Regions from separate parts of the Homo sapiens genome. Here all the other regions are linked to region 3. The links are chromatin loops, found by intact Hi-C in ENCODE. Cell type or tissue: IMR-90. All regions are shown on one strand.

The links. Hi-C counts contacts between places; a loop is a spot of excess contacts. Peaks named below come from ENCODE experiments on the same cell type or tissue, not always from the same donor. Only the 100,000 strongest peaks of a DNase experiment are listed, where the experiment ranks them.
Region 1: a loop joins it to region 3, with 6 times the contacts of the local background. A loop is called at or near these places in 3 of 110 quality-filtered maps.
Region 2: it touches region 3 in a loop (19-fold over the local background); 10 of 110 quality-filtered maps call a loop at or near these places.

Annotation. Positions count from the first base shown.
Region 1 is chr9:128,557,958-128,560,457 of GRCh38, forward strand. The region is part of intron 1 of SPTAN1 (spectrin alpha, non-erythrocytic 1); the gene reads left to right. Among named protein-coding and RNA genes, the nearest start is that of SPTAN1, 6.6 kb to the left of the region's middle. RefSeq lists an enhancer at 920-979. In IMR-90, no CTCF peak of the experiment used is centred here; DNase peaks (open chromatin) are centred at 664 and 1,214; H3K4me3 peaks cover 541 bases; H3K27ac peaks cover 589 bases.
Region 2 is chr9:128,926,949-128,929,448 of GRCh38, forward strand. It overlaps PHYHD1 (phytanoyl-CoA dioxygenase domain containing 1), which reads left to right. Exons shown (of 13, transcript NM_001100876.2): 4 at 90-248. Among named protein-coding and RNA genes, the nearest start is that of PHYHD1, 7.2 kb to the left of the region's middle. In IMR-90, a CTCF peak has its summit at 1,168 (motif pointing left); no DNase peak of the experiment used is centred here.
Region 3 is chr9:128,633,950-128,636,449 of GRCh38, forward strand. It overlaps DYNC2I2 (dynein 2 intermediate chain 2), which reads right to left. Exons shown (of 9, transcript NM_052844.4): 4 at 2,332-2,489; 5 at 1,709-1,818; 6 at 1,143-1,310; 7 at 740-972; 8 at 277-434; 9 at 1-33. Among named protein-coding and RNA genes, the nearest start is that of DYNC2I2, 22 kb to the right of the region's middle. RefSeq lists enhancers at 744-1,943, 1,996-2,500. In IMR-90, a CTCF peak has its summit at 1,448 (motif pointing right); a DNase peak (open chromatin) is centred at 1,542; H3K27ac peaks cover 1,434 bases.

The sequences.
Region 1 (2,500 bases), 76 kb before region 3:
CACGCCCGGCTAATTTTTTGTATTTTTAGTAGAGACGGGGTTTCACCGTGTTAGCCAGGATGGTCTCAATCTCCTGACCTCGTGATCCATCTGCCTCAGCCTCCCAAAGTGCTGGGATTACAGGCGTGAGCCACCGCGCCCAGCTGTATATTAGAAATTTCTAGCCAAGATTCATATATTCAGACCCCACTCTTCTTCCGAGATCTGGTAGTATTGTAAGAATGCTGACAAGTTCATTTTATTCATTTTATTTATTACAATAGAGGACATAGTTGTAATTCCTGCTTTATCCCCCTGAGATTCGCATTACTTGCTGAATGATGCAGCTAACGTTTGACTGCTGCGTTGCAGCATTTATAAATAGCCTACGTCTTCAGTCTCCTCTAATAATATTTTGCAAATATATACCTTTTTTTTTAAGTTACCTTAAATGGGAAGTTGTCCTTAAACATATAGAGAATATACTTAGCACTTCATTTCCCCTCCTTCAGTCTCTATGTGAACAGACTTGATTGGCAAAATCAGAGACAGTTGGCTCCTTTGAGATAAGCAGTCAGTTGATTGCATTCCTAGGAAGTCGTCTCTGTTGTGGTTTTTAGGCAGTTAGTGGAACTGATAGATAGGCTGGTAAGATTGGAGTTTGTTTTTTAATGGCACGTTTCCCAGATTTTTCCTTTCTGGTGCTCTCAAAAGGCGTTAATCCCATATGGCTGGGAACAGCCTGGAACGTTCTCTGTGAAGTCGGCCTTATCAGTCTGCTGCATATGCCAGGGAAGGGGTGGGGTGCTTGCAGCATGCAGCCTCGGTTGTGGAAGGAATGTGGCACGCCCAGGCCGAGCTGAGCTGACATTTCAGTAACTGACAGTTTCGGGTGAGAGGCTGTAGCACCTTTGGATGGCAGGAATTCTTAATGATATTTATGAGAATTTTCCTGTGTTTAATGTAGTCTGCAGAAATGACCCTTTTAGGAGCAAAAAGAAACTGGAACTCGTGTAGATAAACAAGAGACAGCTCCCTGTCAGGTTAAGAGGGGGGAAACTCTCACTAACCCATAATGTTTTTTGGTGTCTCCTGTAATTGCACAAATGAAAATTCTGAATGCTGACTGCAGTGGGAGCACATTGGTGACTTTCAGATACCCAGCTCCCCAGAGACAGCCTGTTGTGGCTTGGCAGACCTCCCACCTACTGACGTCAGCTGATCTACTGCAGGAAAGAAAAGTCCATTATTGCCTGACCAAAGCACTTGGTATAGAATTGACTCGTTCTACTTCACTGGGGTGACAAAGAGGGCCTTTTAGGTTGGTTAATTTCAGCAGGGCCTTGCTGAACTGTCTCTCTGGATTGGCAGGATCAAATCAGCAAGCTGGGCCCAAGCAGGGGGACTTGCTCAGATGGAACCTTTGCGATATTATGATGGAGATTTTCTTATCATAAAGGGCTGTTCCCAAATGTGATTTAATTTCTGTAGCAGGTAAAGGATTTTAGAAATGCAGTGACTCCTGTGATAGGAGGCAGAACAGCACCATACACTCGAATCCTGGAGACTGCCATCTCTTTCAGGAGCTCGTGTGCAGTGTCGTTATTGTTCCATGTGTAACTATGCCTTCCTTGGAAAATTTCTTTACAAGAAAATTTTGGAAGCAAACAAATTAGATGCATAATTTCTCAATGTTTTTCCATCTTAACTGTTTCCTGAGGGTTGAGAACAAAGGAAATATATAAATAAATAAGTCTAACCCTAATTGTTTACCAAGACTCAATCTTAAATAATTTTGATTTTTTTTTTTTTTGAGACGGACTCTTGCTTTTTCGTCGCCCAGGCTAGAGTGCAGTGGTGCGATCTTGGCTCACTGCAACCTCTGCCTCCCGGGTTCAAGCGATTCTCCTGTCTCAGCCTCCCAGGTAGCTGGGACTACAGGCGTGCGCCACTATGCTTGGCTACTTTTTGTATTGTTAGTAGAGATGGGGTTTCACCATGTTGGCCAGGCTGGTTTCAAACTCCTGACCTCAGGTGATCCACCCGCCTTGGCCTCCCAAAGTGCTGGGATTACAGGTGTGAGCCACCCTGCCTGGCCGATAATTTTGATTTTTAAGAAATGATTAATACATCCACATCCACCTCACCTTTTTTTTTTTTTTTAAGAGACAGAGTCTCGCTCTGTCGCCCAGGCTGGAGTGCAAAGGCGTGATCTTGGCTCACTGCAACCTCAGCCTCCCGGGTTCTGGCAATTCTCCTGCCTCAGCCTCCCAAGTAGCTGGGATTACAGGCGCACGCCGCCACACCTGGCTAATTTTTTGTATTTTAATAGAGACGAGGTTCCACCGTGTTGCCCAGGCTTGTCTCGAACTCCTGAGCTAAGGCAATCCACCCCCTTCAGCCTTCCAAAATGCTAGGATTACAGGTGTAAGCCACCGTGCCCGCCTTTTTTTTTTTTTTTTGACACGGAGTCTAGCTCTGTCACCCAGGCTGGAGTGCAGGGGCTTGATCTCAGCTCACT
Region 2 (2,500 bases), 290 kb after region 3:
CCCACCTTCACACAGCTGCAAGGTTGAGGGAAGGGTCAGACAGGAGCATTTGCAGACTGGGGAAGCCTGAGTCTCAAGCCTGCCTGCAGTTCCAACAGGATGGATTCCTGGTGCTGGAAGGATTCTTGTCTGCGGAAGAGTGTGTGGCCATGCAACAAAGGATTGGCGAGATAGTGGCTGAAATGGATGTTCCTCTCCACTGCCGCACAGAATTCTCCACCCAGGAAGAGGAGCAGCTTCGAGCCCAGGTAGGTGTCTGGGGCACATGAGGATGGGATGTGGCTTTTGAGGGAGGGCTTGGTCCCCGGCCAGAGCAGCATCGTGGAAGGGAGGATCCCAAGGCTCCAGGGTGTCAGGCCAAGCCCCTTACACACCTTTCCCTCGCTCCTCACTGGGAAGTTATCAAGTAGGCTTTATTGTCCTTTTTTTTTTTCTTTTTTCTTTTAAAACAGAATCTCACTCTGTTGCTCAGTCTGGAATTCAGTGGCGCGATCTCAGCTCACTGCAACCTCCGCCTCCCGGGTTCAAGTGATTCTCCTGCCTCAGCCTCCTGAGTAGCTGCACTTACAGGCATGCGCCACCAGGCCCGGCTAATTTTTGTATTTTTAGTAGAGACAGGGTTTCATCATGTTGGTCAGGCTGGTCTTGAACTCCTGATCTCCAGGTGATCCACCAGCCTCAGTCTCCCAAAGTGCTGAAATTACAGGCTATTATTATCCCCCCATTAGACAGTTGGGGAAAATTAGGTTCAGATCACTTGCCCCAAGCCACACAGTTAGTAGTGGACAGAGTCAGGATTTCAACCCAGATCTGTCTGATACCAAGTCCCTGCTGTTCCCAGCTTGGCTTTACTTTCTGTTTTCCGGCTGTTCTCTGGTCACCGAAGGCCACTTTGTGGCCAGCCACCTGGAATGAGCACAGTGGTCTGGATGACCCCCACCTGTGTAACTATCCCCCATGAGACTAGGAACTCAGATTTTCTCCCCCCAGTGACCGAATAGGTCACATGATAGGACCCAGTACAGTTTGCAATGGGTAAATTGAAGACTCTGGGGTCTCCCACACCGTTCTCTTGACCCTTCCTAGTCAGAGTTTATTATGAGCCTGCTTGCGCCTGGGCCAGGTGAGATCCTGGCACTCACGCCGAGGAGCACCTGCCATCTGGTGGGCATTAGCAGAAATACAACAGCCGGAAGCCATCCCAGGGAATGGGAAGAATGGGGTCTTGAGAAGGAAAAAGAACCAGTTAAGGAATGACAGTTTCTTCCAAAAAGCTGGTCTCATTTGCTGCACAGCTGCCTTCCATTCGGGGGGATACTGGGGGAAGCAGAGACAGCTCCTGCAGCCAGAGACAGGCAGGCCACTCAAGGGTTCCTAGGAGTAAGAAGGGCCGAATCCTGTGCCCTCCAAGCTGCCTTCAGAGACTAATGGGTTGTGGGGTGGGAAGAAAGTGAGAATAAAGCTGATATATTGGCCGGGCGCAGTGACTCACGCCTGTAATCCCAGCACTTTGGGAGGCCGAGGTGGGTGGATCATCTGAGGTCAGGAGTTTGAGACTAGCCTGGCCAACATGGTGAAACCCTGTTTCTACTAAAAATACAAAAATTAGCTGGGCCAGGTGATGCATACCTGTAATCCCAGCTACTTGGGAGGCTGAGACAGGAGAATCGCTTGAACCCAGGAAGTGGAGGTTGCAGTGGGCCAAGATCATGCCACTGCACTCCAGCCTGGGCAACAGAGCAAGAATCCTGTCTCAAAAAAAAACAAAAACAAAAACAAAAAACTGATATATCTTGGTTTATAATGCATGCAAAGAAAAGAGCTTGGCATGGTGCCCAGCACTCAGTAACATCCTCAATATTCACTCTTGATACTGTGAGAAAAAAAAAGATCAGTGGGCGTCCTGTTTCATTTTCTTGGGTTACCTCCAGCTTTCCTTGTTTGAGTTATTTTACAACACTGTAAGTTGGATAAAACTGATAATAATGCACATGATACTTGTCCAAGTAGGGGGTCAGTACCACTCTGTTCCAATCACGTTACCATGAACTGGGTCCTGGGGAATGCAATTATTGCCCTGTGGATAGAACAGTTGGGCAGCTGGGTGTGGTGGCTCATGCCTGTAATCCCAGCAGTTTGGGAGGCCAAGCAGGGAGGATCGCTTGAGCCCAGGAATTCGCAAACAGCCTGGTCAACAAAGTGAGACCTGTCTCTACAAAAAAATTTTTTTAAATTAGCTGGGCATGGTGGTATATGCCTGTGGTCCCAGCTACATGGGAGGCTGAGGCAGAAGGATCACTTGGGGCCAGGAGGTTGAGGCTGCAGTGAGCTATAATCATGCCACTGCACTCCAGTCTGGGTGGGTGATAAAGAAAGACCCTGTCTCAAAAAAACAAAACAAAACAAAAAACAGTTTGCATCTATCTCTAAATTCATTTCAAGGGCCAGGAGTGGTGGCTTATACCTGTAATCCCAGCACTTTGGGAGGCTGAAACAGGCA
Region 3 (2,500 bases):
AGCTTTTCTGGAGATCAAACAGCTGCACGTCACCTGCAAAGAGAGACAGATACGTGGAGTAAGAGAAACTCTAGAGACCAACCACATGGCAGGAGGAGGCTAATGCCCGGGTTCAATCCTGTTGTGTGCAGCCACAGTGGCTTTGAGTTGGGTTGCTGGAGGGAAGCCGTCCTTACCCCCATGTGTGGTCTTTTCCCCAACCCAGAACCCCAGGTACAAGCAGGGCCCAGACCACCCACCCCTTAAACAGATCCAGGCCTAGCGGCCCCTTCCTACCTTTCCCAGAGGCAGCTGCAAAAACCAAGGGCCGCACTGGGGACCAGCGCACAGCAAACAGATACTTGAGGGAGAGCTGCAGCGAAGTCAAGGGAGGGGCCTGCAGCATGGAGTACAGGTGGACATGCCCGTCAGTCCCAGCGCTCAGGAAGAGATTCCTAGACGGGATGCAGGGGGCCAGGCAAGGGAATCAGTGCTGGGGTCTGGGTGGTGCTGGCCCCCAACACCAGACCCCTCCTGGGCTGCCAGGCTCGTGAAGAGCCTCCCGGGTCCCTCAGCCTGGAGTTGGTCCTCTCATTAGAGAAGGGACGATGCCTGGGCCAACCACCAAAGACCTGAACACGGGTCTCAGAGTGGGCAGAAGGCAAGCACTTGAAGCAGTTTGTCATGAGGCTTGGCAGGCTAGAGACCCGCAGGGCAGGGACACCCTGGCCCCACTGTGCCCCAGGCCTGCCCTACGTACCTGTGGAAGGGGGAACAGCTCACAGAGTAGATGGGACCGCCGTGGGGGGAGAAGGTAAACTGTGCTGGGGCCCGCAGGGGCACGGAGCTGGGCATCCGCGTGAGGGCTGCCTCTCCAGCTGCCAGGGAACACTTGAGCGGGAAGCCGCCTTCCGTGCCCAGAATGAACAGCCTAGGGTCAAAGCTGGAGAAGGCCACTGCCGTGGCGCCCACCTCGGTCTCCCCGCGGGGATGCTGTGGAGAAATGGCAGCAGCAGGGTCAGAGCCAAGGGCATCAGATGGCACTGTCCCAACAGAGCCAGAGAACAGGAGGGGAGATCACAGCAAGTCAGGCCCACTGCCACACCTTCCCACCCCCAAGGCTCACCGGCGCAGGCCAGGGCAGTTTCCGGGTGCCCACGTACCTTCTTGAGCTTGGTGCTCCGTGGCAGCTGCTGCATGACCAGGGCGAAGCCCTCTGTGAGCTGCAGCTGGCCTACCCCGATGCCCTGCCAGAGTAGCACCTTCCCGTCGGTGGCCACACTCAGCACCTGGAAGCGGTGGCTGTGCCCAGGCTCGGGCAGCCACACCACCTGAGTTAACAGCATGCAGGGCCAGGATGGAGACAAGGGACACCTGCCCAGGTGTCACGCTCCACCCCTACCCTCCCTCTCTTCCAGGAAAAAAAAAAATTCTCCGGGAGGCCCCAGAACCAGGCTCACCCACCAGGGGGCAGGCCTGGAGGGTTCCCAGGGCCCTCTCCAGTCCCAGAATCCCAGCGCTGCTCACTCGGTGCCTGCAGAGGAGGCTGGGAATGGCCACAGGGCCCTGGGAGTGGCTCCTGAGGGGGGTGACTCATGCTGCGGGAGCTCCGAGAATGCAGGAGGCAGCTGTCCAACTGCCAACGCCCGGGTGACCTTCCTAGGAGAGTGGGCGCCCTCTCCCCAGCTCTGCCTCAGGGCCCACCCCGCCCGGCAGCCCCTGCCCTGACCTGGGACACAGGGTCTGTGTGGGTGTCATCCGTCAGGCCTGTGCGCCACAGCAGCGGGTCCTCAAGACGGCTCAGGTCCCACACCAACACCTCACCACTGTACAGCCCTCCTGCAGGGACAGTGGACCTGGGCAGAGGCTCAGCCCCACCCCCAGCCTGACTTCCTGGCCAAACACCCGCCCCAGCCCACCTACAGGGCCAGGGCCAGGGCCAGGCGGCAGAGCCACTTGGCTGGAAGTCATCCCCACAGAGGGAGAGTCCTAGCCCCCAGCTCCCCTGTTGTACCCCAGGGAGCTTTGCCGGACACCCCTGCCCTGCACCTGGCAGCTCCCTCCAGCGTTGCCTGCCCCCTACCACTGACGGCTTCCCAAGGGCACCTGCCTCTTCTGGCCTCTCCACAGCCCCCTGTCCTGGCCCCGACCCTGGCCCCCTTCCAGACTCCTCCCCCGAGTTCCACCCCTCAGGGCTCACTGCAGACCTTCACCTGGGCTCCAGACTGAGAGGGTCAGGGCCCGCCTTCCTGTCTCCGGGCCAAAGGGCCCATGGAAAGCTCCCTTGTGCCCTCTGCAGGGCGGGAAGCTGAGTCCTGAGAGGAGAGGAGGCGGACACAGCAGGCAGCTCACCTGCGACGTGGGAGGGCTGCGTGGGGTGGAAGGCCAGACACAGGACAGCGCTGGGGACCTCCACCACGGCCGACGGCTGCTGGGGACGCAGGTCTCGCCGGTCCAGGTTCCAGGCACACACGAAGGACTTAAGCGTGCTCCAGTCCCCATGGTCCAGCCTGTGCAGGGA